2 separate regions of the Homo sapiens genome follow, and region 2 is linked to region 1. The links are chromatin contacts, found by Hi-C or POLR2A ChIA-PET in ENCODE. All regions are on one chromosome and are shown on one strand. Each heading gives the region's core, a stretch centred on a gene start or an enhancer-like site at or near the end of the contact. The rest is flanking DNA. Distances are from core to core; before and after follow the strand shown.

Region 1 (6,739 bases), core at 2,090-4,589:
ACCAGGCCCTGTCTCAACATTTTTATGAGGTTGGTATAACTTTATTCCTATTTTACTGAGGTTTACAGAGGTGAAGTAAGTTGGTCACAAAGCTAGCAAGTGGTAGTCAGGAATGAAGCTTGAGATATGAATCCAGAGAAGTGACTGTCATATTTTAGCATATATTCTCCCTGACCATCACACATAATTTTTTTTTTTTTTTTTTTGAGACAGAGTCTTGCTTTGTTGCCCAGGTTGGAGTGCAGTAGGGATTGTAGCTCACTACAACCTCCGCCTCCCAGGTTCAGGCGATTCTCCTGCCTCAGCCTCCCGAGTAGCTGGGATTACAGGCATGTGACACCACGCCTGGCTCATTTTTATATTTTTGGTAGACATGGGGTTTCACTGTGTTGACCAGGCTGGTCTCGAACTCCTGACCTCAAGTGATCTGCTGACCTCAGCCTCCCAAAGTGCTGGGATTACAGGCATGAGCCACCTCGCACATAGATTTATACTTGAGTAATGGGAAATAAAAGAGAGACTGGTAATACTTGTGAGTTAGATACACACACATTTTGGGAACCCTTTTAAGTTTACCTTCAAGGCCATGAGAAAGAAAATCTCGTTACAAGAACTACACATATATTCTTTGGTGCTCTAATTGTCTGCCCCATACACTCTCTCCCTGCCCCACCTCACCTCCTAGCCTTCCACCCCATAAGTATGTAGCACACAAAGATCAAATAGATCTGAAATGCCAGTCTCCTTAGGGAAGTACACAGCAAGTAACTATGGCTGGTAAAAGACACAGTCATATTCTGCCCTGAACCCCAGCAGTCACAGAGGACATCCTGCTCCCAAGCCTGGTTTTGATTAGTTCCTATTTCTTACCAAGGAACTTGCAAGAATTAGGTTCTTTGATTCACCTCCTCTCTGTCACCTGAAAACTATGCATCTGTTTTTGTGCATGGCTGAGTCTGATTCCTCATAAGATGCTCCCCTAACTAACTTGCAGCATGGAGAGGCCATGCAGAAGTAGGCAATGAGGACATCACATGGTGGCCCAGCACCAGCAGGAGCCAACCCAGACACACGGATCTATCTGAAGACCCAGCACAATCAGCAGGAACAGCAGAACCTGCTTGTACCAGGGAATTCAGCTGGTGGGGAACGTTCTGCTTTTTCCAAAGTTCTGCTGCCCAGAAGCTGTAACTGCAGGCTTGTCACAGAATAAAGACTTCTGGGCCCATAGGATCTCAAGAGTGAGGCTGGGCTGCACGCGGTGGCTCACGCCTGTAATCCCAAATCCCAGCACTTTGGGAGGCCGAGGCAGGTGGATAACAAGGTCAGGAGATTGAGACCATCCTGGCTAACACGGTGAAACCCCATCTCTACTAAAAATACAAAAAATTAGCTGGACGCGGTGGTGGGCACCTGTAGTCCCAGCTACTCGGGAGGCTGAGGCAGGAGAATGGCGTGAACCTGGGAGGCAGAGCTTGCAGTGAGCCGAGATAGCGCCACTGCACTCCAGACTGGGCGACAGAACGAGACTCCATCTCAAAAAAAAAAAAAAAAAAAAAAAAAGAAGAGTGAGGCTGACAGGCAGGTTTAACCATGGCAGTTGTCTTTTCCAAGCCTTTAAGGGTAATATCTAAAGAGAATGTGGAATTCTATACTTTGAAAAGTCCTGATTTCATTGCACACCTTCACCCCTTGCCAAACATAGCTTCAACATAGTCTTTTCTTACCAATTCCTTTCCAAATGGCATGCATTTTTCAAGAAAACATACTTGCTGGATTTAGATAAAGAGAACACAGGGAAGTCTGGGCCAAGGCAGAAAGATCAATTTTTAAAAGGCAAGGAGAACAGTACGTAGTCATGGTGCTCAATGATCACCAGTCAACTAACTTAGTTGACTTTGACCCTAGTACACCAAAAATGTTCATGTTTAGTTAACAGAATAATGAACACTTATCCCTGCTCATCCTCAAATTTAAAAATTTCTTCCTTGCTTGAGTACCCAGTTCTTTCGAAGTTTTCAAGGAATGAACCTGTTTCTGGAGTAAATGGCAGAGCTTCTTCCTGGGAAATAACTTTCAAAAAGAACTCACAAGAGCAGCTAGGCTAGATGGCTGATGTGGACTAAGTTAGTCCCTTGGCTATCCGCTCAGATCTTTGGACAGCCCGAGTGCTTTTGCCTACTGTAATTTGGGGCATTGGAATTGAGTTCTGAAAGCAGAAAGGAATCATCCTGGGTCACTAGGGAAGCACTGTTTCATGGCCCCTGAGAGTCAAATTTATACACCCAGGCCACCGCAAAAGAAGGATTGCAGAGCCACAGTGGCTCCTAAAAGGAGGATCAAGAAGGACCCAGGAAAATGCAGGGGTTGGGCATAAGATTGGGAAAGGGTAGAGGGAACCTGAGCTACAGGTTGGAGAGAGAAGCTATTACTGTATACCTCATAGAGCAGGCTCAACAAATGGGAAGGAGAAGGTAGGGGAAAGAAGATGGATTTTGGAGACAAATGAGAGCCTGAGTTTGAAACCAGGCTCTCCCATTTTCAAGCTGAGTGACCTTGGGCAACTTAATCTCTCTGGGCTCTAGTAGTAATTCTTTGAAAAAGAATATTATTACAGGTCCACAACTCTTCATATATAATTCCCAAATCCAAAAAACTCTGAAAAGAAAGATTTTTCATAACTTATTTGGCAGCAAAACCTGACATGAGCTGACATGAAGGTCTCCTAGTCTTTACCCACTTAATGTAACTAATTCTTCTTCTCAAGTTTTAGAGTAGAAATTTAATTTGATCACAGGGTGTTGACCCAGAACCTGCCAGTTGTGTTAAATAATAGTATGTTCATTGTATTACTTTTCTAAATAATAGTATATACTTTATAAATTCTCTAAAATCAGAAAAAGTCTGAATCTAGAAATATATCCGGCCTCAAGAGTTGAGGTAATTTGTATCTTAGAGGGCTGTTGGGAGGATTCAGTGAGAAAATAAGAAATGACAAGTGTGAAATAACTAGTATTATATGCAGCTTTAAGGCCTTGATAAATTGTAACTACCATGATTAGACTTTTGTAACCAGAGAATGTTCTAGAAATATGGTGGTGGACAATAACCATCTGTGGACACTCCACAATAAGCTTTAGCTAGCTTCACACAGCCAGAAGGGCTCCTACAAGCTGCACAGTTGGTGCCTGCCTTGCAGGAAAGAGAGGCACTGTGTACTACTGATGGAGAGCTCTCTCATCATCAATCCTTCTGTCAGATGCTGACACAGGGACTTCCCCCATGGAGCAATGAGGGCACCTCAAATGAAACTGTGCCTCATGTGGCTCTAATTTAGCATGGCACACTCCACCAAGCTCTGCTTCATGAAGAATGTGTGGACAGTCGCAAACATATTTTTCCTAAGACTTTCCTTTGTGATATTTGCAGATAATGAAGGGGAAAGAACAGAGACCCAGTTAAGAATCTTTATAATAATGTAATGATCACCTCATGTCTAATCTTATCTAAACAGACAGCAGCAGAAGTCAACACTTCCTGTACAGCTTACAAAAGTAACATTTATAACTATCACATCTTTCCACAAATTAGAAGACATGAACAGATACCCCAAGTTATGGAACTTAATAGCAAACTACACCTTCTCTTTTGCCACTCTCCATAATGTAGGTCTCACGGGGTGAATGATCTGACTTGGTAAATAAATTCAACATCTGGCATGAAAACAGAAACTCTCAAAAAACCAAACAAATCATCACCTAACTGGGTTTCTCTGGCATACTTAGAACTTGGAAGTGAAACCAGGATATCTAATAATAGACACAGATACTAAAGTGAGAACTGTTGGCAACCCCAATATGAAAAGACATTTGAAAAGGTCTTGAACTGCAACTTCAATACAATGTTTGGATATCCCACCCCCTAATTCTTTCCTCAAGGGTGTTTTACAGCACTGTGTGAGTTACCCCTTCAAATCAGGCTCATGTACCTGCAAAGGTGCTTCCTTTATTCTCTCTCTCTCCTTTTTTTTTTTTTTTTTTTTTGGCACTTTGCTGCCCAGCCTGGAGTACAATGGTTCGATCACAGCTCACTGCAGCCTTGAACACCTGGGCTCAAGCAAACTTCTTGCCTCAGCTTCCCAAGTAGCTGGGACAACAGGCATGTGTCACCACACTCAGGTAATTTTTCTTTTTTTTTTTTTTTTTAAGAGATGGGGACTTGCTATGTTGCCCAGGCTTGTCTCAAACTTAAGCAATCCTCTTGCCTCCACCTCCAAAAGTGCTGGGATTACAGGCATGCACCACCACCCCTGGCCTTCTTCCTTTTAGTCTCTAATTCTAAGTGCCATCAGCAGAGGGCACACATGCACACACTATTGGGAGCATGGCCCCTCACATAACATACAGGGTGTTCACCAAGATGGCGCCTGCCTTCGGAAGTGCTCATAAGCAGGAAGAGCTCAATCCAAGCCTATGAAATGGATGCATTACAATAGGAAGACATTTAGTCCATCAACTCACAGTGAAGGCAGGACAGCTTGGGGTTGTGTTCAGATAATTACTCCTTTAAAAACTCTCACTGGCTTCTCACTGACCATAGGGTAAACTCTAAAGTCTACAACCCTTAACATGATTGATAGAGCTCTTGGTTGTCTGGCTCCAAATCTATTTCTGTTTTGTTTTAAATCTCTTCCATTAACTTACTCTTAAATATCTCAAATGTGCCAAGTTCTCTATTCCTTTTGAGCCTCTCTTAGGTGCCCTTCCTTCTCCCCTACACCCTGAGCCCAACTTTACCCCTTCAGTTCTCAGCTTAGACAGTAATTTCCTAAGGAAGGAAGACTTTCTTTATCCTCCAAATGATATGGTCTTCCTTGTTTGTGCTCCTACAGGTCTCTGTGCTTCTCTGTCATAAAATTGCCTCATTTGTTTAATGTTGTTTCTCTTACTGAACCATTAAGTTCCCTGAGAGCAGGGACTATACATTTTTATTCACCTCTGTATAAACAAATGTCACTCAAATTCTATTTAAGTGGAGCTTCTTCCTTTAAAAGTCAAATAAGGGCCAGGTGCAGTGGCTCATGCCTGTAATCCTAGCACTTTGGGAGGCCAAGGCGGGCGGATCACCTGAGGCGGATCAGGAGTTGGAGACCAGCCTGGCCAACATGATGAAACTCTGTCTCTACTAAAAATACAAAAAACAAACAAACAAAAAATTTAGCTGGGCATGGTGATGGACACCTGTAATCCCAGCTATTCAGGAGGCTGAGGCAGGAGAATCACTTGAACCTGGGAGGTGGAGGTTGCAGTGAGCCGAGTTTGCCCCATTGCACTCCAGCCTGGGAGACAGAGCAAGACTCTGCCTCAAAAAAAAAAAAAAAAAAAAAGTAAAATAAGAACCAACAAGATAATTTCTAGATACCCGGTCATTAACAATGACTATATCCTTTTCAAAACAGAACTTCTATCATTCATTGTCCATCTTTTAAAAGCAAAAGCACTAAAAGCAAAAACAAATAGCATTTCCACACCAGGGGGATGGGGTTTCTGTCTAGATAACTTTTGTATGGAAAGAATTAGAAGATTTCTCCTTCCTTACCACATCTTGGCTCTCAGTGGATTTTATTTGCTTTAAGGTTTTAGGATTCCAGCATGCCACCAGCATGATTTCTACCAGAGAAGTTAAAAATTATATTTTTCATCACCTAGTATCCAATCATCAATCTGAGTCACACAACAAACTAGTGGAGTCACTTCTTCTGGCATGAAATATGAAATGTGCCGCAGGAACTTGGTAACACCTCCATTCACAAAACCACTGAAGCCAGGAGTTCTGACCCTAGCCATGAATTGTCTAGTTTGGCTGCTCAGAGTCACGTGTCAGCCTTCTCCCCGATCATGAACTTGGAGGTTGGCCAGCCAAGCAATACTCCAAAGATTTCCAGGCATGAACAGGAAGAAAATTGTATTTTACATTCCGTTTCTTTCAACTCATGTTGTAATTCTGGGAAGCCCGGGTGCCTGCTTTAAATGTTCTAGAGATAAACATGAAGGAATGACATGTATGCATATCATTATCATGATTGTACTCAATACGACATCAAGATTGGAACAGACTTGCACGGATGAATTACCATCCCCTTGTAGGGACCAGAAATCAATCCTATGGGGGTGGGATATGGGAGAAGAGATCAGCATTAGCATAGAGGGAAGTACTGGGGAGATTGATACTGGGTTGCTGGGATGCCAGTGGCAAGCCTTAGGATGCTGACTTGTTTAAGGCAACCTCGGTCCTGGTGGGGAAGCCTGATGGACAACAGCCGGTGGGGGAATCAGGAGAAAGCATTGAAATGTCTTTATATTAGACAGTTGTTTATGTGCTAGAAATAAAGTTGGAGGTAATATGGTGAGGGGTTCGATTAAGAGATAGAGACAGAGAAGCCTGAAAATACTCATGCTACGGTCTGAATGTTTGTGCCCGCCCCCCCATTATTCATTTGTTGAAACTTTATCACCAATTTGATGGCATATATTAAGAAAGTCACTGCACTCTTCCTCTTCTTCCTCCCTTTCCTTTCCTTCCCAAACAACTCAGTCCAAAAGTCACTAGGCCAGGCTGAATAAGATGGTACCTGCTGTAGTGTTGGAGCCCAGGGAGGGTAAGGAGGGTGTTGGTGAAGGGTCGTGGCAGTGGCCACCTGGAAAATGATGTCGGAGCCCAAGTTTGGTGAGGAAAACAG
Region 2 (6,739 bases), core at 2,473-4,972, 3.4 Mb before region 1:
TGTCCATGGCCACACAGCCAGGGACCATTACCCAGGTATAGCTGACCTAAAGCTATCACTATACAGAGAGATACCAATGTGCTTACAGCTGTGCAGTTCCTGAATGTGAAAGAATCCAGAGACCAAAGAGGTGGAGCAAATGAGGCAAAAATAATAATTAATAATAATAATGATAATAATAATGTTAAGAGATGAGGTGAAGAAAATGACTCAAGAGCTCAGAAGGAGTCAAGGAATTGGTTGTCTGAGAAGACTTCAAAGTCCGAGCAATGGAAAGAAGGCTCTAAACTAGCCAGAAACACAAAGCAAACCCTCAGGGTCCCACAAAACGTGTCGCTGACTCAAGGGAAATCTGGTAGTCACCTCCAGACCCAGAGGGAGGCTGGCAGGGGAAGGGCTGGAGCCGACAATCTGTCAGGAGCCTAGAAAGTTTAAAAAAAAAAAAAAAAAAAAAACAGCCCAGGCCCAGAGAGGGGTGGAAGTAGGGCAAGTAGGAGGAGCCACCAGCAACTGGGGAAGAACCATGAGCAAGGTGAGAAAAGGCCCAGGCCACCACTCTGGCTCAGATTCCCAGGGCTGAGAATATGGTCTAGACAGGAAGTGATTAAGGCATAAATGAAAAATTTCCCAAAGGTTGGGTCAGGGAAAGGCCAGAGCTGGCACACAGCTGGAGGCAGAGCAGAGGGGCAAGCGTGCCGGGGAGGGCATGTGGACTCCCCCATCTCACCAGCACCAGCAGGGGCCACGGCAGCCCATGGGAGAGTGATGCCCATCTCCATGGCCCAATCACCTGTCGCCTTCCACAGGCCACGGGGGTCACCCAGTGTCTTCCCCACACTTGCTCCAAGGACACATCTGATTTTCCAAAGGGTCAGAGTTGAGGGATCACTTGGTAAGGGGGTCCTTACCACTTGGAGGGTGGCTTCTCCCAAGTGGCCCTAACTAAGCTTCTTCTTGGGAATCTGACCTAAGAGCAGAGTTTACCAAAAAGACTTTGGTGCCTTAGTTAATGGTAAACTCCATGAGTCAGTGTGTAAAGGGAGGGTGTGTCTGTCTTGTGCTTCATGGTATTCCCAGAACCTCGCACAGGGCCATAGACCTCAGGGCACATTAATCAAGTCTATTACTTCTGGAAGGGGCTGTGATGAGGGTAGTTCACGGTGCGGGACTGGATCAGCTCACAGATGTTAGCAAACTTGAGCATGCCCAGAGAAGTGATGGGACAAAGAACCAAGGAGGAACATTCCACAAATAAAGATTTCTGTTGAGTGTAAGGGAGAATGCTCTACAATTTAGCCCTTCCCAGTAAAAAAAAAAACCACTGCTCTAATGGGCTGCCCTAGAAGATTCAAGCACCAATCAGAAAACCATTTAACTGGAAAGTTACAAGGAAGCAATTAGCATGGATGACTCCTGAAAGCCTAACCAATGCTGAGATTTCATGAATTTATCCAAATCCCTTTGAATTTTTTTTTTTTTTTTTTTTTGGTGTGAGTAATATGACAGGATGCCCAGATCTACATGTTTGGTTGCCATCATACTTCAACAAAAAGGAATACATTAATATTTATTTTACTTGTCTTCAAATTGTTTCCTTCAATCTTCAAGGCTAAGGGAGAGGGGTCTCTTGGTTCTAAGTCTCCAGAGATCTATAAGGCAGGGTTTTCTGGACGAATTGCAACTGTCACAAGGCTCTGGCTTCAGCTTGTGTTCCTTAGTTTGTCTTTATGCAGACATGCCAGAAGCAGTGTGGGGTCATGGAAAGCATCACTGAGCCAGAAATGACCCGGCTCCATTCCTTACCAGCCTGGAGACTCTTGGGTCCCAGTGAATCTCACTGGAGCCTCAGTTGCCTTAACTACAGAGTGGGGACAATCGTGCCTTTCATGGGGGTGCTGCAAGAGCTAATTGGGGTCAAGTATGTAAAATGCATACACAATGAGGATACACAATAAGTGCTCAATGTTTGCAGATTCAAGGGTAAGTGGACAAACAGAAGAGTGAATTTAGACTTATGTATATGTTTCAGGGTGGCTGCCATCTCTAACTGGCTTCTTATGAGTCTGTGAATTTATGGCCACACCTCAATTTCTGACCCTTGGATGCCAGACTTAGGTCCACCACACTCTCATTCACCAAACATAGCTCTAAGTGACTTCTCATCCCTAAAACTTAAATCCCTCCCAACAGATGAAGTTTTACTCCCACTGAGACAATTCAGAAGATATGCAAAGATTGTTAAGTTCCCAAAGTTTGCAAAGTTCCCAAGAGGAGGTTCGGAAAAGAGGAGGTCCAGAAATACAGTAGGCAACAGCGAGCGGTGGAAGGGAGCATGCAGTCCCCCAGGGCACTCCCTTGAAAAAGATAATGTACATTTGGAATAGATGAGTTCCAGTCCAGTCTGCTTACTTAAAAAACAAACCAACCTCCTGCTTCAGCCACAGTCACACATAGTGTCCCAGAAGGCTGAGGTTTAAAGCGTCCTTACAGACCAACCTCTGACCCTGCCCTTACTGCCTCAAATACACACATACCTACTGCTCAGATGGAAAGACTGAGGAAGAAGGAAGAAATCACATGTGAGCCAGCAGCAGACCTGGGTCTCGATACAAACTTCCTGTCTCCAAGTTTCCTGATCTTTCCACTACCCCAAGCTGCCACTCGACTCAGCCAAGGCAGCTCTACATTGGGGCCTGATCTGCAAAGAGCCTGCTACCCTCACCCCATGGCCCCAGGTAGCCAGGGCAGAGCCCAGGGCTCCAACTTCTGTACCCAAGTAGTTTAAGCTCAGAGACTGAACTGACCAGCTCTGGGGTTGTGTAGATGAATGAAGTTCTCCCAATTAGAGAAAAGCATCCCAGGCCAGCTCCCAGGAAGGGTGACACAGGTCCCATGTCAGCACCCCACAGGCAGAGCTACAACCCAGGCGAAATCATAGACTCGTCTCTCAGAAGAGGACATGGGATTTGGGTTAAAACAGGCCCAGAAAACTCAGGTAAACTGATGCTGGTCTAAAAATTCACTTTGGCTAATAGCTTTACTCTTCCTGCCACCAAAGTCACTCCCCACAGCCAGGGTAAATTGCCATCTCTTCTGCTCCTGAGAGGAAGGTGGGATAAACAATGGGGTGTCTTTAGGGGCTGGGGAAACTTTCTAACCATCAAAGAAGGATTCGACAGCTTTTGAAAGGAGATGTACAAGAAAAAGCTGGGTAGCCTTTGCTAGGGAGAGTGGCGGGGTCCTTCTCAGGTCTCCCCTACCCTGAGAATGTACAATTCTAAGATACTCAGGAAGAGACCAAAGTGAGGGGCCTGGAGAATGCCAATGAAGCCCACCCAGAAAGCCCCCTAAAAAATGCAGGTGAAAGTCTTACCTCGGCAGCCTTGTTCCTCCCTTCATACAGCAGCAGCTCCTCTGACAGCAGGAGGGTCCGGGCAGGATTACAGAGATCTAGAGGCTGGAAATAAAGCAGGCTGAGTGGGCAGTTCAAAAAGAGGCTGGGTGAGGACCCGGGGGGAGGAAGCAGCAGCTTGTCAAAGCCAGCCACAGAGAACCCTCTGACCCAGAGAAGACTGTCAGCCCGCCACCGACCCGAGAACCCACACACCCCCTCATACATAAGATGGAAACAGAAAGAGAGACGCTGCTGTCCTGTGGAACTGTTGCTGCCACCTTCCCCATCAACCCTCACCGTGAGAGCTACACTCATTGACAGGAAGTCTAACCACAGGCTTAGGCCCTCTGCAGTCCTCAGCCCCAGCTCTCACCCCCCACTGCACTGGGCTCCTGGGCCCTCCCAGCCCCCGCCATCCCCCATCTATCCTGTTCATGCCTCACAGGACCAAGAGGCATCCTGAGAGCCACATGCCAAGAGATTTGGTCACTTGAGTCCCTTCAAAGCCAGGCCAGTCCCTGCTCTGCACTCATAGCACACTTGAACTGTCTCCTTCTCAGGCAATCCCCCAAGGGTCAATTATCACCCAAACCTCTCACCCTACTCCCTCACCTTGCCCAGCCCAGCCCAGAGGAAGCTCCCTAAGCTCTGGATTACCCAGCAGGACTTGTCCTTATGACTGTATATTTCTAATATGGCTTCTAAGTACATGACATCAAGCAAGGTGCTTAAAGAAAGATCATGAAACAAATAGCAAGCTGGACCTGAAATCCCAGCTACTTGGGAGGCTGAGGTGGAAGGATCATTTGAGGCCAGGAGCTTGAGGTTACAGTGAGCTGTGATCATACCACTGCACTCCAGCCTGGGGGACACAGCGAGAGACTGTCTCTTAAATAGAAGTAGTTTCTTATACAAATATTAAAATGAACATGAAAATTAGACACAGGCCGCATGTGGTGGCTCATGCCTGTAATCCCAGCACTTTGGAAGGCCGAGGCGGGTGGATCACCTGAGGTCAGGAGTTCGAGACCAGCCTGGCCAACATGGTAAAACCCCGTCTCTACTAAAAATACAAAAAACTAGCCAGGCATGGTCGTGGGCACCTGTAATCCCAGCTACTTGGGAGGCTAAGGCAGGAGAATTGCTTGAACCTGGGAGGTGGAGGTTGCAGTGAGCCGAGATCGCACCCTTGCACTCCGGCCTGGGCAAAAAGAGTGAAACTCCATCTCAAAAAAAAAAAAAGAAAAAGAAAGAAAATTAGACATTGTAGATGCCAAGAACTTTGTGTCACATGCTAAGAAAGAGAAGAGACCCACAGAAAGGCTAAGGCCAGGCCCTGCTGACAGAGCTGTCTAAGGGGAGGCGTGTGAGCTCCCAGAGATGTGTTGCATCCTAACAAAGTGTGCCTACTGGACAGTGACAGGCTCAGACTGGGATGCCAGGGAGACCAGAGAGGCACAGGCAGAAATGAAGCCCGTGGGGCCAAGTCATGTCTATGCTGCTGATAAGACGATAAACCATTAGAATCTTCCTGCAAAGCAATTTGTCAATATGTGTAAAGAGCCTTTAAAATGTTTATGACCCATGACCCAGTCATTTCCCTTTCAGCAATCTCTCCCAAGGAAAATAATCAGAGAGGCAATCCATGCGCAAGGATTTTCATCACAGGGTTATTTACAATAGCAAAAGAGTAGACAGAAGTATCTGAATACAGAACTGGTTAAATAAATACAGTATACCCATATAAAAGAAGAGTGGGCAACCACCGTAAAACACAGAGCATTTAGTGGTGTGGGAAAGGTTCATGCTACAATTTTCCTTTTAAAAAGGCAACATGATATAAAATATAGAATAAGGTCTGTTTTTTAATGTGCATATGCACACAGAAAAGATGCTGAAATGTTCACACTATCATATCTGGGTGATGGAATAAATAAAGATTTTTAGGTTTTTGTTTTGTTTCTTTTTTTTTTGAGACAGAGTCTCACTCTGTCTCCCAGGCTGGAGTGCAGTGGTGTGATCTCGGCTCACTGCAACCTCCACCCCCCAGGTTCAAGCGATTCTCCTGCCTCAGCCTCCCGAATAGCTGGGATTACAGGCGCCTGCCACCGCACCCAGCTAATTTTTTTGTATTTTTAGTAGAGATGGGGTTTTTATCTTGACCAGGCTGGTCTTGAACTCCTGACCTCAAGTGATCCACCACCTAGGCCTCCCAAAGTGCTGGGATTACAGGCGTGAGCCACCACACCTGGCCCAATAAAGGTTATTTTTAAAGAGAAGGAGAGATAAATGGGGAGGAAAAGGGGGAAGAAGAAGAGGCTGGAGTGCAGGGTTATGATCACAGCTCATTGTAACCTCGAACTCCTGGCCTCAAACGATCCTTCCATCTCAGCCTCCCAAGTAGCTGGGATTTCAGGCCCAGCTTGCTGTTTGTTTCATTATCTTTCTTCAAGCACTTTGTTTGACGTTGGAGAATAAGAGCGATCTAGTGAATCGCAGGCCACCAGTGAATACAGGCCAAACTTGTTTGCAGAGACCAGGGAGAGCAGATAAGGCACAGACCCCAAGGGTCTCCCTCAGTTATTTTCAAATAAAAAACCACTGGGTGAGCCAGGGAGCGGGAGCTTTGGCAAACAGTCCCTGTGACATGGCAACAAGCAGCTGGGGTGCACCTGCCCTTTCCCCAGAGAAAGGGGAGGCGAGGTGGGGGAAGGAGAGGACCCTTTCCTTACTGGGCTATCCCGGCCTCACTTTTTCCTGTGTATCTCCCTGGAAATCTCTGCTCCCTCAGTATAAGCCCCTAGAATCCTATGCATCTAAAGCTACTTATCTTTCCCAAAACAGGGCCCTCAGTCCTGGGATAAGTCATCATCCCTGAGTCCTGGGGCAAGGGCCCTCCTCTTTCTCCGTTCCTCCTGAGGGAACCTTTAAGACCAGCCACGGGCTCACCTGAACAAAGACAGGGAACACCAGGACTTTGGGGGCCAGGGTGACGTAGGTGCCATAGCTTGAGTGCGTGGCATGCGGCCTCACAACCGGGCAGTTTTGGTAGTTCCCGTGGCCCTTCATGGTCTGCACTGTCTTCATCAGCCGGGACTTCTTCCCCAGGCCTGTGTAGGACTTCCCTTTACTGGGACTCCCTGATTCTGTGAAACAGAGATGGGGGACTATGAGACATTTCCGTCACTCCTGCAAAGGTGTCCCCTCTGTAGAAACAGGGGACACGGACTCATTCCGTCAACAACCACTTTCTGAGCAGCTACTTTGTGCCAGGCCCTGCGCACGATGCTGAAACACAGGGAGGCTTCACATGGGCTCGGGCTTCAAGGAATTCCCTCGCACTCT

Evidence for each region. A loop is a pair of places that touch in the nucleus more often than their neighbours do. ChIA-PET counts read pairs that join two places held with the same protein, here RNA polymerase II (POLR2A). Pooled maps may share reads with other maps.
Region 2: a map with no recorded cell type shows a loop between it and region 1 (8-fold over the local background). The contact joins two enhancer-like sites. A Hi-C loop is called at or near these places in 2 of 37 single-sample maps with no recorded cell type and 5 of 50 pooled maps. POLR2A ChIA-PET finds 5 or more read pairs at or near these places in 2 of 52 experiments (GM12878 and OCI-LY7).

Annotation. Positions count from the first base shown.
Region 1 is chr9:110,140,716-110,147,454 of GRCh38, reverse strand. All of the region lies in intron 8 of PALM2AKAP2 (PALM2 and AKAP2 fusion), which reads right to left. Among named protein-coding and RNA genes, the nearest start is that of C9orf152, 64 kb to the left of the region's middle. Within about 2 kb of position 3,339, at least 7 of the 41 ENCODE cell types and tissues checked have a DNase peak (open chromatin) inside an H3K27ac peak, as active enhancers do; they include GM12878 and OCI-LY7, where a contact is called at or near this core.
Region 2 is chr9:113,514,259-113,520,997 of GRCh38, reverse strand. It overlaps RGS3 (regulator of G protein signaling 3), which reads right to left. Exons shown (of 23, transcript NM_001394167.1): 13 at 6,344-6,540; 14 at 3,374-3,457. Among named protein-coding and RNA genes, the nearest start is that of RGS3, 54 kb to the right of the region's middle. RefSeq lists enhancers at 697-746, 767-816, 2,533-2,822, 3,224-3,353, 3,514-3,763. Within about 2 kb of position 3,722, at least 10 of the 41 ENCODE cell types and tissues checked have a DNase peak (open chromatin) inside an H3K27ac peak, as active enhancers do; they include GM12878 and OCI-LY7, where a contact is called at or near this core.